2 separate regions of the Homo sapiens genome follow, and region 2 is linked to region 1. The links are chromatin loops, found by intact Hi-C in ENCODE. Cell type or tissue: gastrocnemius medialis. All regions are shown on one strand. Links, peaks and the distances in the headings refer to the core of each region. The heading gives the core; the rest is flanking DNA.

What was found. Hi-C counts contacts between places; a loop is a spot of excess contacts. Peaks named below come from ENCODE experiments on the same cell type or tissue, not always from the same donor. Only the 100,000 strongest peaks of a DNase experiment are listed, where the experiment ranks them.
Region 2: a loop joins it to region 1, with 14 times the contacts of the local background. A loop is called at or near these places in 56 of 110 quality-filtered maps.

Annotation. Positions count from the first base shown.
Region 1 is chr15:78,109,958-78,118,842 of GRCh38, forward strand. CIB2 (calcium and integrin binding family member 2) reads right to left here. Exons shown (of 6, transcript NM_006383.4): 3 at 1,208-1,319. Among named protein-coding and RNA genes, the nearest start is that of CIB2, 17 kb to the right of the region's middle. RefSeq lists an enhancer at 3,501-3,590. In gastrocnemius medialis, for the core only: a CTCF peak has its summit at 3,440 (motif pointing right); a DNase peak (open chromatin) is centred at 3,404.
Region 2 is chr15:78,417,516-78,426,400 of GRCh38, forward strand. No RefSeq gene overlaps it. Among named protein-coding and RNA genes, the nearest start is that of IREB2, 16 kb to the right of the region's middle. In gastrocnemius medialis, for the core only: CTCF peaks have their summits at 5,512 (motif pointing left) and 5,713; a DNase peak (open chromatin) is centred at 5,511.

The DNA of each region.
Region 1 (8,885 bases), core at 286-8,285:
CAGCAGAAGAAGATGACAGCCCAGGGCACTGGTGGCCCTCAGCTCAGGCCGTGTCAGGCCAGGATCGTGGGAGGTGGATGTGGGGTCAGATAACTGGACCAGTCAAGCAGCAAGAGCCATACAGCCAGTTCAGGCCCAGGTCTGCTGTCACTCTGCTCCTGTGAATTCTCCCCTAGACCACCTTGGATGCTGCCTCTCCCAGGGAGCTGTACACGGATGCCTTCCTAGATCCCCAAATCACTCATCCTGCAGCCCTTCCATCCCAACTGAGCTAGCGCTTGGCTAGCGCCATTCCGTGCCCAGCCCAGGCCAGTGCGGGAGGCTCAGAGACAGACCACTTGGGTCCTACCCATGAGTGTCTCACCTGCTCCAGCAACCCTCTGAGCTTGCTCTTGAGCCCCTTGCTGGGCCAGACGGGGTGCTGGTCCAGGGCTGAGCCTGGGGCCCATTGTCTCTCAGGACTGAGGTCACAACCAGAGTGCAGGCCCCAAGTGGATGCCATATAGCACTCTGACTCCACCTTCAAGCCACACATCCCAGGCCTGGCAAGGGGCTACTGACGAAGTCCCACTGCAATGGGGAGTTGTGCCCCAAATGCCTTCTTAATGCTGAATGCACTTTACATATTATGGATAAGGAACTCATGAAACGAAACATTCAGATATATATGGTCTGAGGATCAGCAGCATCAGTCTCACCTGGGAACTTGCTCGAAAAGCAGAATCCTGACTCTACTCCACATGTACTGAGCCTGAATTGGCATTTGGACAAGATCCCTGGGGAGTTTAAAATTAAATTTTAACAGGTACGTTAAAGTCTGAGAAATGATGCTATGGATGACCACCATGCTGACCTCAGTGAGAAGCCACAGCCAGACAACGGGGAGACAGAAAAGTTATCTAACAAAGCAGACACAGGTCTGCCAACTACAGCAGGCTTGGGGCCACTTAACAAAGGGACAAGCAAATGAGCACAAGCCCATGGCCTGCAGTTGGGTGGCCACTGATGTACAGCACCCTTACAGAGCCCACATAGCTTATTTATTCAGAGTACAGATGAGGAAACTGAGGCACAGAGAGGTTCTGTGATCTGCTCAGAGCCACGCAGACACAAAGGGTGGAGCTGGGTTCAGCCTAGACCTGGGGGCCTCTGCTGCTGGTCCAGAGGCACAGATCCCCTGCTCGCCAGCAAGAGGTCCTGCACATACCCGGAGCTCTGGCATCTGGATGATGAGGCTCATGGGCACGTGGACGATGGGGCTCTTCCTGTAGTCCATTGGGACGAGGTTGGGGGCCAGCTCATAGAATCGCGAATGCAGCCTTGGAGGAAAGCAGAGAAAAAGCGCTGGAGGGGGTGCCATCCCTAAGCCCCAGCAGCCCGGTGCTGTCCTGCCTAGGCCTCTGCCTCTGCAGAACATCCTCAGCCAGGACCAGGTAAGGGGCCAATGGGAGGCTCTCTGCTCTGCCCACAGGGTGTGAAGTTGGGAGGGAGGTGAGTTCTGCCCAGACCTCTGTGCTGATAACCAGGTTGTGTCCAGGCCTCCCTATTTCCACCACACCCACCCCATCAGCACCACCACCATCACTCCTTGGGCCTGGGTCCAAATCTTTTAATTTTTTCTCCTTTGGGCTCTCATAAGGGTTTTCTATGCTCAGGATACTGTGCTAAGCACTTAACACATCACCTAATTTAATCCTCCTCCACATCACTGTGCAGACAGATGCATCCTGACCCCAGCTTACTGCTCAGCAAACAGGGCTGAAGAGGTTAAGAGTGATTTGTCTAAGGCCACATAACTAGGGAGCATCAAGGGCCATGGGTTGAGCCCAAGATGGGAAATCCAAGCAGAAACTCTTAGCCACTCTTCCCCCTTACACTCCTGAGGGTCCATCAAAGCCTGGGCCCACTTCGTGGCCCCACCACCCCAACTTAAGCCCTGAGGGTTGGGTCTCTCTGGGAGAGCTCTCAGCAGTCCTCACACCCTCAGGAAGCCCCTATGAATGGGTCACCCATAAACTCTCTAACTGGGGGCCATCGGGACCCAGGCTGCTACCCTGGTGGGCCTGGCCCTCCCTCCTCACTGATGGGTCAGGTCCCTAGCTCCTGTCCCAGCCTCCAGGAAATCAAGCCCACCTCAACAAGCTGCATGGACCCTCAAAGGTGTAAGGCATCCTGGCACTGTCTCACTTGGAAGCTCCCTTCCTCCCCGCCCCCTGCCCATTATTCAGTCTTTCTTTGCCCTATGTCCACTTGTCCAGGTCCCTGTCATCCCAGAGAATAGCCCCCCATCCCAAGACAGGTACAAATTGTATTTAGATGACATTGTGAGCTGCATGTGGTGGCCTATGCCTGTAAACCCAGTGTTTTGGGAGGCTGAGGTGGGAGGACCACTTGAGGCCCAGAGTTTGAGACCAGCCTAGGCAACACAGCAAGACCCTGTCTCTACAAAAATGAAAAAAAAATTAGCTGGATATCGTGGCTCAGTCATAGCTACTTGGGAGGCTGAGGCTGGAGGATCACTTGAGCTTGAGCCCAGGAGTTGGAGGCTGCAGTGAGCTATGATTGCCCCACTGCATTCCAGCCTGGGCAACAGAGCGAGACCCTGCCTCTAAAAACAAAAATTGTGTCCATTAAGTGCTGCCATGGGTGGGACAAGTGTAAGGGGCATTGACTGTGGGCTGAGGTAGGTAACCTGCCTAAAGTGATGTCCTAGGCTGCTGGTGAATGGATTAGGTATGACCCTGTATCTCCCAGGCTTGGGCCGGCCCTGCCACCCCCAAAGCCAGATCAGCCCAGGTCTCCTTTTAAGTGGCTTGACCCTGTGACACACCCCAGGCCCACCTTTATCAAGCCATTCAGCACAGCCACCCAACCTTCCTTGGGTTCTACCAGTTCTTGTGGTCCTGCTGCCTACTGTCCTTAGCAAGGCACCTGACTACTTACCCAGCTCAAACAGATAATAACACCAGCTATCGTTTAGCAAGTGCTTACTCTGTGCCAGGCCCTGAACTAATCTTCTCTGTGGATTGCTTTACTTATTTTAATCCCCAAATCACCCTGAGAGGTAGATATTAGTCTCCCATTTTCAGGTAGGGAAAACTGAGGCTCAAGAATCAAGTGTCTTCCCCATCCTACACAGCCAATGAGCAGTGGGAACAGGACTTGAACCCAGGACCTCTGGACACCAACCACTTGGCTCCTCCCTGCAAGTCAAGCCCTGGTAAGCACATCATCTGCTGGTTCAGAGCCTGTCCAGGGCAAATGAACAGTAAAATGCCACATGCCCACTTTGCCAGTCGCACATTCCTATAAAAGGGTCTGAAATTACAAGGATGTGCCATGACTTGGAGACAGAGCAGGAGGGGAAAACCCCTAAACTTGTACTTTGGGTGGGAGGAGGCTCAGCAAATGCCAGGGCGGTGGGATCAAGCTGAGACTCTCCACAAGAGGGCACTCAAGGACTTTCTTTGCTCCTATTTCTTGCATAGAGGAAAACTACTTTTTTTTTTTTACACTGTCCCCAAATAAGGAACAACCACTTGTTTCAAAATTCATGCATCTTCTTTCTTTCTTTCTTTCTTTTTTTTTTTTGAGACGGAGTCTCGCTCTGTCGCCCAGGCTAGAGTACAGTGGCGCGATCTCGGCTCACTGCAAGCTCCGCCTCCCGGGTTCAGGCCATTCTCCTGCCTCAGCCTCCTGAGTAGCTGGGACTACAGGCGCCTGCCACAATGCCCGGCACATTTTTTGTACTTTTAGTAGAGATGGGGTTTCACCGTGTTAGCCAGGATGGTCTCAATCTCCTGACCTCATGATCCGCCCACCTCGGCCTCCCAAAGTGCTGGGATTACAAGGCATCTTCTTTCATAATTCATGCATCTGGTACTTTGACATATCCATTGTGCTTCCAACTGCTACATTTCCCACTTGACCTTGACCCCACCTCATATGTGGCAGTGTGATGTTGGAGTGTTTCTAGGGGTTGGCCTACACCTCTGAAGTTTTGTGGGATGGCTGCAGCAGGAGCATGAAGTCAGGCTGAGGTTGGAGCCCTGCCTACACCTCTCATTAGCAGTGTGGGTAAGTGGGTTAATCCACTGAAGGATAAGTTTCTCTATCAGTAAAGCAGGGGCTATTCTACTGTTCTCACCCCTGGATGTTCATAAAACCACTGGCCTTCAACTGGCAGCTTTTAGCATGCTGCCTGCCACGTCAGAGGCTCCCTGGAAGGGGTGGACTAGGGAGAGAGGCTATGGGTGCTTGGCAGGGTTGAGGAGGTATCCTCTGGGGTGGGAAGGCCAGCTTCTACCCTGGGACACAGATCTGTTCTAAAACAGTAACTAAAATCACATTGGAATTTTTCTTTAAAGAAAAATCCAAGGAGAATTTGAAAACCCAAATCACTGTGAAAGAAACTCTAAGCATTGTCAAAGAACCACATCTCTGTCACCTCTCCCCCAATAAAGGGCACTGAATTCAAGAAGAGTTATATATTAGTCCTACTGTAACATCCAGGACCAGAAACCATACTTACGCTACTTGAACTGCCCCCGAGTATGAGGCAAGAAATGTGAAAACTCTCACTTTATTTTACAAAGTTAACAAGAACCCTGATACAAGAACCTAATATGTAGCATCCAGAATGGACCAATGGCACTTGCATAGATAGATGAAAAAGTCTTATAAAATAACATACTGGGGGCCAGGCACAGTGGCTCATGACTGTAATCTAAATGTGCTTTGGGAGGCCAAAGTGAGAGAATTGCATGAGGCCAGGAGCTTGAGACCAGCCTGAGCAATGTAGTGAGACCATGTCTCTACAAAAAAAAAAAAAAAATTAAAAATTAGGTGGATGTGGTGATATGCATCAGTAGTCCTAGCTACTCAGGAGGCTAAAGTAGGAGGATCTCTAGCCTGGGCAACAGAGTGAGACCCTGTCTCTAAAAAAAAAAAAGATAAGTAAAGAAAGAAAAAAATAGCATACTGGTAAATCAAATCTAAGACTTTAAAAGAATAATATGTTAGGATCATGTAGGATTTATTCCAGAATGCAAAGATAGTTCAATATTTGGAAATCTGTGGCTACAAATCATATTAAGCAAAAAACATTTTGACCAATTTGATAGATGCATTTATGACTGTATATGTGAATACAGAAAAATATCTGAGAAGTTATATACTACATGTTTACACTGATAGTCCCTGGGAGGTGGGAGTAGAGAAATGTGAAAAGAAGGAGGCTAACTTTTACTTGTTATTTCACCTACTTCTCAATTATTTGAAATTTTAGAAGTAATTATTTATTTATTTATTTATTTTTTGAGACAGAGTCTCGCTCTTTCGCCCAGGCTGGAGTGCAGTGGCGCAATCTTGGCTCACTGCAACCTCTGCCTCCAGGGTTCAAGTGATTTTCTCATGCCTCGGCCTCCCAAGTAGCTGGAATTACAGGGGCATGCGACCACACTCGGCTGATTTTTTTATATTTTTAGTAGAGATGGGGTTTCGTCATGCTGGCCAGGCTGGTCTCGAACTCCTGACCTCAAGTGATCCACCACATCATCCTCTCAAAGTGCTGAGATTACAAGCATGAGCCACCGCACCTGGTCAAAAGTATTTTAAAGTATATGTTGTTTTGTCAATTAAAAAAACTTAAAATTCTTAGTAAAACAGAAACAAAAGGAGTTTCTGCTTAGGAGCAGAAACAAAAGGGTATCTCCTTCTCTTTTTTTTTTTTTTTTTTTTTTTTTGAGTCTTGCACTGTCACCCAGGCTGGAGTGCAGTGGCTCAATCTCAGCTCACTGCAGCCTCCGCCTCCTGGGTTCAAGCAATTTTCCTGCCTCAACCTCCTGAGTAGCTGGGACTACAGGCGCCCGCCACCACACCCGGCTAATTTTTGTATATACTGGGGATATACCCATCAATGTGGGATGCCTATAATCACCATTATTATATAACATTTCTCCCCAGGAGCACTAATCAATGTACTATTCGCCATCCAGGTCCATGAGTTCTGCATATGTGAGTCAACTGAAGACAGAAAATATTTGGAAAAAAAAAATTGCATCTACGCTAAACATGTATAGATTTTTTTTCTTGTCATTATTCCTTAAACAATACAGTATAGCAACTCTTTACACAGCATTTACATTGTATTAGGTGTTATAAGTAATGTAGTAATGATTTAAAGTATACAGGAGGTGCCGATTTAAAGTATATAGGAGGGGCTGGGCACGGTGGCTTACACCTGCAATCTCAGCACTTTGGGAGGCCGAGGCGAGCCAATCACTTGAGCCTAGGAGTTTTGAGACCAGCGTGGGCAAAACAGTGTCACCCTTGTCTCTACAAAAAATATATATATATAAATTAGTCAGGCATGGTGGTATGTGCCTATAGTCCCAGCTACTTGGGAGGCAGAGGTGGGAGGACCACTTGAGCCCAGGAGTTTGAGGCTGCAGTGAGCCATGATCGCACCACTGCACTCCAGACTGGGCGACAGAGATCCTGCCTGACAAAAAAAAAAAAAAATTATACAGAAGGATGTGCAAAGTGGATAAGGTTATATGCAAATAATATGCCATTTTATATAGGGACTTAAGCATTTGCAGTTTTTGGTATCCTTGGGAGGTCCTAGAACCTATCCCCCACAGATACTGAGAGAGGAATGTAATTAGTTAAGACAGTAAAATAGTACACTTAAATACTGGAGAGGAGGCAAGTTACCATTTACTGGAAAACCAAAAATAATTAGCTTAAAGACTATTTGAAATAGAAAGAGTTCAGAAGCCTTTCTACACAATAGTTTTTCTATTATGTATTAACATTAGCCTTTTCAAAAGTAGGATTTGGCTGAGTGCAGTGGCTCATGCCTGTAATCCCAGTGCTTTGGGAGGCCAAGGGGAAAGGATTGCTTGAGGCCAGGAGTTTGAGACCAGCCTGGGCAACACAGTGAGACTGTTTCTATAATTTTTTTTAATTAAAAAAAATGAATTCACAATTTAAAAGAACCAAAAAAAAAAACACAACTAAGTATAAAATTGGTATAAAATGTACTAATTTTGAAGTATCAAAAAAACCATGAAAGTTTAACAAAAGATATAAAAATATTTTAGGTACTTAGATAACTATTGTGCATTCCTGATCGGAAAGACTTAATGCTGTAATGATGACGATGATCTGTTCATTTTTCTATAAAATGAATATGACCCTAATCAAAACCTGCAAATGATCTATTTGGGATCTAGCCAGCCCAATTCAAAAGTGTGTTTGGTTAAGTGTTTCTTCAAGCTACTGGCAAAAAAAAAAAAAAAAAAAAAAAAAAAAAGTTTGTTTAAAAGAATAAATGTAGGAGTGTTGCAGGGGAACCCTGAAAAAAAAGAGAAACTGGGGAAACATTTTTCCCTATCAGGTATTAAAACAGTTTAAAGCTATAATAAGGACAATGTATGAAACAGACATTGGCATTTACAAGGCAGACTAGTAGAAGTGGTAGATCCCAATGTAAATGAGAATGAGCCCATGACACAGCATTTGAAATCAATGGGGAAAAGATTAATTCCTCTGAAAGTCACAAACCAGCAATCCACCATTCATGCCTAGTTTCCATATAGCATTTTAAAATAATTAAATTACGTCGAAATAATAAATTTAGAATTTTGCTGCCACCATATACAGATTGAAAGATCTTACACTATAAACCTGGGTTTCTTAATCAAGATGGTCTGAATTCCCCCAAGGCAACAACTAGCTGGGGCTAAGGAGCAGCTATTTCTGCAGGTGTCCGTTCTAAAGAGTTCCCACCCGACTAGACAGCTTCATTTATTTACAGTGCATGCTGGCCCCCCTGACAGGCAGCTGAGCTTCAGACTCTTGGGTTATTCACTGAATGATCTGGGGTCAGAAGACAAAAAGCATATAACAGCAGTGGGAGGAAAAAGCAAAAGTCTTAAAAATATCCATTATCTTTGATCAGGAAATTTGTTGGAAATACCCATATATGTGCAGTTATGTGAATGGTACCACAAGAATATTCACTGAAGTACAAATTAAAATCGTGAAAAGCTGGAAATCTAAATGTTCAACTATACAAATTAAGAAATATCCATTAAATGCAGCCATTTAAAATATTGTATCAGAATATCTAATGATATTGAAAGTTGTTCGCAAGATGTTAAATGAAAAAAGCAGAAGGTACAGTATAATCCCATTTTTTTTAAAAAAGCTTGTATATATTTATATACTCACAAAAAGAAAGACTAAGAGGAAGGCTGGTCACTAAAATGTTAGTGATTATCTTGGGTAGTAGGGGGACAGTAAGATCTTTTTTCTTATCTTTTTTTAACTTTAAAAATTGTGATAAATGGCTGGGCAGTGGCTCACGCCTGTAATCCCAGCACTTTGGAAGCCCAAGGCGGGCAGATCATGAGGTCAGGAGTTTGAGACCAGCCTGACCAACATGGTGAAACCCGTCTCTACTAAAATACAAAAAACAGCCTGGCCTGGTGGCGCGTGCCTATAACCCCAGCTACTCAGGAGGCTGAGGCAGGAGAATTGCTTGAACCCAGGAGGCAGAGGTTGCAGTGAGCCGAGATCGCGCCATTGCACTCCAGCCTGGGTGACAGAGCCAGACTCCGTCTCAAAAAAAAAAAAAAAAAAATTGTGATAAAATAACAGAAAATTTACCATCTTAATTATTAGTTTTTCTAAATTGTGGTAAAATGCACATGCCATAAAGTGTACCATCTTAACCATTTTGATGGGTACAGTTCAGTGGCATATTAAATATGTTCACATTATTATGCAACCATCACCACCACTGATCCACCTCCAGAACTCTCTCCATCTTCCAAAACTGAAACTCTGTACTAATCAATAAGTTCCCATTCCCCCTC
Region 2 (8,885 bases), core at 668-8,667, 310 kb after region 1:
TTTTCTATATATTGCATTATTGCATGACAAAAATATCTTTGAATAAGATCAATACAGCCAGCTCTTCCTCCAGCATAGATAGACAGCAGCTTCTTCAGCTGAGTACCAGATACAGTAGTGGGCTTATGTTTTGGGCTGAATTGTATGAAAAATAGAAAATGTTCAACGCAGCTGGGTGCAGTGGCTCATGCCTCAATCCCAGCACTTGGGGAGGCTGAGGCAGGCAGATCACTTGAGATCAGGAGTTCAAAACCAGCCTGGGCAACATGACAAAACCCCGTCTCTACTAAAAATACAAAAATTAGCTGGGAGTGGTAGCACATGACTGTAGTCCCATCTACTCAGGAAGCTGAGGTGGGAGAATTGCTTGAACTCAGGAGGCAGAGGCTGCAGTGAGCTGAGATCACACTATTGCACTGCAGCCTGAGTGACAGAGCGAGACCCTGCCTCAAAAAAAAAAAAAGTTCAATACTACAGATATACCCGGTGCTGGGAGATAGATGCTTACATTATGAAAGATTGAGCTCGGGGAATGGGGTGACAAAGAGCAGGCAGAATGTGTAGGGCAGGGCTCTGAAAGTTCAAAGGCCAAGAGGCTGGGGGAGGGCCTCAAGAGATGGGCCTAGTGGGAGGCAGTGGTGCTGAAGGGTCCTCAGTAGCCCTGCCAAATCCTTCCAACCCGGCCTCCCTTTTGCTCAGCAGTGCCTGGTTTGAAAGAGCCCTTCCATGGGTCTGCCGGAAGAGCTGTCAGGAAGGCTGCAATAATGATGTCACCCATGTTGAGAGAGAAGCAGTGACATTGAGGTGTGAAAGATTGGGAAGATTTCAGGGAAAAAAAGGGTGCAGGGTGATGGATGGGTGGGTTTGCCTAGCTGGAGAGGAAGGGGGTGGCATTCATGGGAGATGAACGGGGGGTGAGGGTGGAACAGCAGAAACAGAGGCTGATGTGGGGAAGCTCAGGGCCTGCTTCCCCTGGAAAGCAGATGACTCAGTGAGATGACGCAGAAGATCCAGGAAGGTGAGAGGGCTCAAATATCAAGCTGGAGAGTTTATTTATTTATTTATTTATTTATTTATTTATTTAGAGACTGAGTCTCCTGCTGTCACCCAGGCTGGAGTGCAGTGGCACCATCTCAGCTCACTGCAACCTCCGCCACCTGGGTTCAAGCGATTCTTGTGCCTCAGCCTCCCGAGTAGCTGGGATTATAGGCGCCCGCAACCACACCAGGTTAAATTTTGCATTTTTAGTAGAGATGGGGTTTTATCATGTTGGCCAGGCTGGTCTCGAACTCCTCACCTCGAGTGATCAGCACCCCCTTGGCCTCCCAAAGTGCTGGGATTCCAGGCATGAGCCACCGCGCCCAGCCGAGCTAGAGTTTAGACTTTGATCTTTTGTGCACAGACTGGGGGTTTTGAACAGGAAAGTGGCTGTCATCAATTTGGTGCCTCAGGAAGCTCAGCTGGCTGTTACAGATAGAGTCAGGAGGCCAGGGAAATCCAGCCCCACATGAGGTGATGGCGAGGGCATGGAAAGGGAGAACATAGGAGAGGGATGTGGCATGCTCTGAGCTATGGAACCAAACTTCAATTCCTTCCATGAACATTATGTTAATCTCCCTTCTCTCTGAATGTCAGGATCAAGTCATTACATTTCCAGGGACAAAGCTTCTTGTTTTAAGAACACACAAAGGTATTCTGGGTCCTAAAACTGCAATCACCAGATGAGTTCTTCCTGCCTGCTGCACAGACAAAATCAATTCACTGGAACTGTGGCATTGGAGTAGAGCAAGTTAACTGACACGAGGCTGACCCAGACAGGAGAACTAGAGTTATCACTCAAACCAGTCTCCCTGAAGGCTCAGAGGCCTAGGGTTTTAATGGACAATTTAGTGGGCAGGGGGCTAGGGAATGGGTACTGCTGATTAGTTGGGGATGAAATTACAAGGGTGTGGAAAGCAGTCCTCATGCACAGAGCCCGCCTCTGGGTGGGGCCACAGGACCAGTTGAGTCATGAGTCACGAGTCCAGGTAGGGTCAGTCTGGAAAACATCTCAAAAAAATCTAATCTTAGGTTCTACAATAGTGATGTTATCTATAGGAGCAATTAGGAAAGTCACAAGTCTTGTGACCTCTGGCCACGTGACCCCTGAGCATTACTGCTCATGTTTTAGGGATTATAGAAGTTATCCCTACATTCTAGCAGAGTTCAAGCCCCTCCCATATTCTAATGGCTTTTTTAAAAAATTTATTATTATTATTATTATTTTTTGAGACAGAATCTTGCTCTTTTGCTCAGGCTGTAGTACAGTGGCACAATCTCGGCTCACTGCAACCTCCAACTACCTAGTTCAAGCGATTCTCCTGCCTCAACCTACTTGAGTAGCTGGGATTACAGGCATGTGCCACCATGCCCAGCTAATTTTTGTATTTTCAGTACAGATGGGGTTTCACCATGTTGGCCAGGCTAGTCTTGAACTCCTGACCCCAAGTAATCTGCCCACCTCCCCCCCTTCCAAAGTGATGGGATTACAGATGTGAGCCACTGCACCTAGCCTCTTATGGCTTTTCATTAGTCTGACATAGGCTGTTGTCAGTCCCTGAGCGAGGAGGGAGTTAGTTTTAGGAAGGGACTATTATCATCTTTGCTTTCAAGTTAAACTATGAATTCTTCCCAAGGTTAACTTGACTTATACCCAGGAATGACCAAGAACAGCTTGGAAGTCAGAAGCAAGATGGAGTCAACTATGTCAGATTTCTCTTACTGTCATAATTTTCCAAAGGCAGTTTTAAAACTAAGAGAGAAAAAGCACTAGGTTATGTGACATTTGACCCAGGAATGAGAAACCTTCCCTAGGTCTCTCCACCGCATGGACTGGAGGAGCCTCAGCTTGTCTGGCTTCTGCTTTTTGCTGCTGCTTGAGCAATTTTCCACCATCCCTCCTGCCAACACCATAGATACACCCTCAATGGGGAAAAACCTTTTTAACTTGAAAATTTAAGCGCTCACTTAACGGAAGTCACAGAGGTGAATATGACCAGAATCAATAGAGGTATCTTTGCCTCTGATGTTTCCCACTCCAGGTTCAGAGAGACAAGTTGCGTCTCTCTTTGAGCTTGCCTGCAGGATCACTTGATTCATGCTTTTTCTCCCATAAATATTTATTGAACACCTACCATGTGCCAATTCTAGGGGCTGGGGATACAGCAGTGAACAAAACAACCAAGTCCCTGCCTCATGGAACCTATGTTCTAGTAGGAAATAGACAACAAACAAATGAGTTAAATGTGCAGCATATTAGACCATGATAATGAGATGGGATGGTTCCCTTGACCTTGACCCCCTTCGTGGGCAGGAACTGGAGTGGCTTGTTTCACTCAGCCCACCGCTGGCCACTCCTCATGAGAGGGAGCGTGCAAGCGAGTACAGGAACCGGAGGGAACGAATGCTGGAACCGGCCAGTCACTTCTCTCTGGTGAGAGCAGGCTCTGTGCATCCCTGCAGCAGTGTCCAAGCCCCTGCCCTCTCAGCACCCAGGTTCTTGTCCAGCATCCAGAAAGAATCAGGTCACAAGAACGGGTTCAAGGGTAGTGTATGCAGAGGATTTTATTGGGTGATGGCTCTCAGCAACATGGGAGCTGGAAAGGGGATTGTGTGGGAAGAAGGTGATCTTTCCCTGAAGCCGCACTGTCTGAAGTTAGCTGCATCTATCCATAGTCTCCAACGCTCAGTTGCTGCTTCTCTGCTCACTGCTCAGCCTCTTGTATCCCCAACTCCCAGCAGCCTGCATCCCCACCGGTCAGCCGCTTGTGTTGCTTTGCCAGCTGAAGTCTTTTTATGGGCACGGGAGAGGAGCAGGGCAGACCAAACAAGCAACATTTTCATGGAAAAAAAGGGGGTCAGCTGTTTTCACTTAGGGCCATGGCTCCAGGCTTAAGGGTGGAGTTTAGCTGGGCGCTCAGCCATTCTGTATCAATAAGTGCTACGGAGAGGAATGAAAAGAATGAGTATAAGGGGTGCTGGGGTTTGCCATATATGTTGGGTGTTCAGGAAGACCTCACCGAGCTGGGCAAATTGGAGCAGAGACCCAGTGAAAGTGAAGGAGCAATCTATGTGGCTATCTAGGAGAAGGCACCTGAAAATGCAGAGGCCTAAAGAAGAGATTGTGCTTGGTGTTAAAGGAACAGCAAAGAGCAAGGAATGAGACTAATGCAGAGTGAGCAAAGGATGTAGGAGATGAGGCCAAAGAGGAGGAGTCAGATCAGGACCCTGGAGGCCATCGTGAGGACTTTGAATTTTACACTGACTAAGATGGGAGCCAGTGTGGAGTTCTGAGCAAAGAATGACATGAGCTGGCTTCCACTTTAACAGCATCCTCTGGCTGTTGTGCTGAGACTAGTTAGGAGGCTGCTGTCATCATCCAGAGCAGAGATGATAGTGGCCTGAACCAGGATGGATTGTGTGTGTGTGTGTGTGTGTGTGTGTGTGTGTGTATATATGTGTGTGTGTGTGTGTGTGTGTGTGCTTTTTAGAGATAGGGTCTTGCTCTGTCACCCAGGCTGAAGTGCAGTGGTACAGTCATAACACATTACAGCCTTCAACTCCCGGGCTCAAGTGATCCTCCCACCTCAGCCTCCCAAATAGCAAGGAAAGGACTACAGGTATGTACAACCACACCTGGCTAATTTCTTTATTTTTTGTAGAGACGGGATCTCACTCTGTTGACCAGGCTGATCTCCAACTCCCGGCCTCAAGCGATCCTCCTGCCTCAGCCTCCTAAGTGCTGGAATTACAAGTGTGAGCTACCATGCCCAGTCCAGGATAATATTTCTTTATCAGTGGGGGAGGAGTGGAAGTTTGTAGGAGACAGGCCCAGGGCACCTGAAAAAGTCAGATTTTAGTCTTACAGGCTTTAGATGAATGGCCTCCAAAGCAGATGCTCACCCTCAAGCCTGACCCTTCTGGTCCAGTCTCAGCTCTGAAGGCCACTCTAAAAGAAGAGTGATTGCAATGTTTTGAGTAGGGACAGCTTCATTTGGAATAGACATCTAGTCTAGTAGAATAACTGCTTTGAGGCTGGGTATGGTGGCTTGCCCCTGAAATCCCAGCACTCTGTGAGGCTGAGGTGGGAGGTTTGCTTGAGCCCAGGATTTGAGACAAGCCTGGGCAACAAAATTAGCCAGGCATGGTGGCGTACACCTGGCGTGTAGTCCTTGCTACTTGGGAGGCTGACGTGGGAGGATCGCTTGAGCATGGGAAGTCGAGACTGCACTAAGCTATCGCACCACTGCACTCCAGCCTGGGCGACAGAGCAAGACCCTTTGGCTTTGATTGAAAGGGCCATTTGGGTGTTTTAAATGTTAAAAAAAAAATCCGTTTTTATTGCCATGCTACAGGATACAGTGTGAACTTCAATCCCTTATTGTTCCCTCAGTGTTTTATTAACTACGGATGTCAAGGTCAGACGCTGCTTATTGTCTCTCTTTACATCACTGGAAGGGACAATGCCTACTGCTGCCCCCTGGAGGCCACTAGGCCTAACAGCAGCTCAAGCTGTAACTTCTGAACTTCACCTATTTTCTGGGCACAAACCATTTGGTTCAGCCTGCAGAAGAGCGTGGAAGACATATGGGACTGGGGCCCACAATCTGGTTTCCCATTCTTGCTCTGCCATTATTTCACTGGATAACTCACTGTGGGAATTTAAGCAAGTCCCATGCTCATATATAAAGCTATTAAACTAGATGGTTTCTTATCTTCCCTTCTTGTGCTGACATTTAATTTTATTATTTTATTCACATTTATTACAGGTGTGAACCACCACGCTTGGCCATGTGACATTTTAAAGTGTTTATGAAATCTGTAAATTAAGTGGGACATGGCTTCCACATCATCCCAAATTCCCTTTATATTCCTGTACCCTTTTTTCTCTCTCTCCCCAAACATCCCTCCCAGCACCTAGACACTGTCCTCTGGCCATCTGGGAAACCACAGTGCAAGGCCCCTCCTGGGCCCATCTTCCCCTTAGCAGGGGCCCTAAACGTTAGACATTTTTTCTTCTTTTGCTCTTATCAAAAACGACTTTTCCTAGTTCCACCAACTAATGAGTGAGTGCTAATGAGGGATTATATTTTTCCACGTCTCAGTTTTCTTCTCTGTACAACAGGGCTAATAATATTTATCTTCAAGGTTATTATGAGGATTACAAATAGTTTATGCAAACAGCCTAAACTGTTGAATACACTGTCTGAGGTATTCAATAAATGGCAGACTGCTTTTATTTTATTCTATTATTTATTTATTTAAGACAGGGTCTCATTCTGTCACCCAGGCTGGAATGCAGTGGTATGATCATGGCTCACTGCAGCCCAGACCTCCCTGGGCACAGGTGATTCCCCCATCTCAGCCTCCCAACTAGCTAGGACCATAGGTGTGCACCACCACACCAGGCTAATATTTCTATTTTTTGTAGAGTTTCAGCATGGGGTTTCCCCATGTTGACCAGGCTGGTCTCGAATTCCTGTGCTCAAGCGATCTGCCCTCCTTGGCTTCCCAGAGTGTTGGAATTACAGGAATGAGCCACTGCGCCTGCCTTGGACACTGTTTTTAAATGGACACAGCTCAAAAAAAAATCATTTTCTCTTAATGTTTCTTAGAAACCTTTTTTAATTCCCTCCAAGTGGGGTTAAATGTTCTTCATCTGTGCTTAAAAGTCTATGGGAATGATTCACTGAGTGCTAGATACATGTCCATACCCGAATAGACCACTATGGTAGGCAGAATAATTCCCCCACCTCTCCAAAGATGTCCATGCCCTAGTCCCTGGAACCTGTGAATAGGTGATGTTACATGGCAAAGGGGGAAATGAAGGCTTAGGATGGAATTATGTTTGCTAATCAGCTGACTTTGAGATTGGGAGATTATCCTTCAGTATCCAATGTCCCCAATGTAATAACGAGATTCATTATCAATGAAAGAAGGAGGTAGAGAGTCAGAGATAGATGTGAAGACCGAGGCAGAGGTCTGAGTGACACCATTGCTGGCTTTGAAGATGGAAGAGAGCCAGGGCCAAGGGATGTCTGAAGCCTCCAGAAGCCAGAAAAGGCGAGAAAATGAATTCTCCTCTAGAGCCTCTGGAAAGGAGTGCAGCTCTATTGACACCTTGATTTTAGCCCAATAAGACCCATTTCAGACTTCTCCAGAACCGTAAGATAATTAAATTGTGCTGTTTTAAGCCACTAAGTTTGTGGTAATTTGTTACAGCCACCATTGGAAATAAATACAAACCCTCACATACATTTAATTGGCACAACAATCCAAGTAGTCAGTAGTATTGTCCCCACTTTACAGCTGGGGAAACTGCAGCTCAGAGATGTTAAGTAACTTGCCCAAAACTGCACAGCTAGTAAATAGCTACATCAGTTAAATTCCTTTGGTGCAAGTTTTGGAAAACAAACAAAAACACAAATTGGGCTGGGCTCGGTGGCTCACGCCTCTAATTTTAGCACTTTGGGAGGCTGAGGCAGAAGGATTGCTTGAGGCCAGGAGTCTGAGACCAGCCTGGATAACATAGAAAGACCCTGTCTTTACAAAAAATAAAAATTAGTGGGGTTTGGTAGCACATGCCTGTGGTCCCAGCTACTCGGGAGGCACAGGTGGGAGGATCGCTTGAGCCTGGGAAGTTAAAACTGCAGTGAGCCGAGATAGTGCCACTGCATTCCAGCCTTGGCAACAAAGCAAGACCAAACACTAGAACTTGTACCTTCTCTCTAACTATATTTTTGTACCCCTTAACCAACCTCCCTTCATTCACCCCTCAACCCCCTAACTCTCCCCCAGCCTCTGGTAACTGTCATTCTTCTCTCTCACTCCATAAGATCTGCTTTTTTGGCTCCCACGTGTGCATGAGAACATGTGATATTTGTATCTCTGTGCATGGCTCTGTGAAAGAAAAATAAAAACTCGGGACCCCCAATATAATGACCTCCAGTTTTATCCATGTTGCTACAAATGATAGGATTGTATTCTTTTATGGCTGAATAATACTCTATTGTGTATATATACTACATTATCTTTATCCATTCATCTGTTGATGGACACTTAGATTGATGCCATAATTTGGCTATTGTGAACAGTGCTGCAATAAACATAAGAGTGCAGAATCTCATTGATTGATATACTGATTTCCTTTCTCTTGGATATATACCCAGCAGTGGGATTGCTGGGTCATATGTTAGTTCTATTTTTAGTTTTGAGGAACCTCTATATTGTTCTCTATTGTGGTTATACTAACTTACATTCCCACCAACGGTGTACAAGAGGCCCCCTTTCTCCACATCCTCACCAGTTATTTTTTATCTTTTTGATGAGTCATTTTCACTTGAATGAGATGATATCTCATTATGGTTTTGATTTGCATTTCCCAGATGATTAGTGATATTGATCATTTTTCATATACTTGTTCTTTTGAGAAATGTTTATCAAACCATTTGCCCATTTTTTAATTGAATTATTTACTTTTTTGTTATTGAGTTGAGCCTCTTATATATCTGGTTATTAATTCCTTGTTAGTTGGATAGTTTGCAAATATTTTCTCCCATTCTGTAGGTTGTCCCTTCACTCTGTTGATCATTTCCTTTGCTGCACGGAAGCCTTGATATAATCTCACTTGTCTATTTTTGCTTTGGTTTCCTGTGCTTTTGAGGTCTTATCCAAAAAATCGTTCCCCAGACTAATGTTCTGAAGCATTTCTCCAATGTTTTCTTCTAGTAGTTTCATAGTTCAGGTCTTACATTTAGGTCTTTATTCAATTTTGATTTAATTTTCATATAAGATGAGAGACGAGGGTCTAGTTTTGTTCTTCTGCATATAGATATCCAGTTTTCACA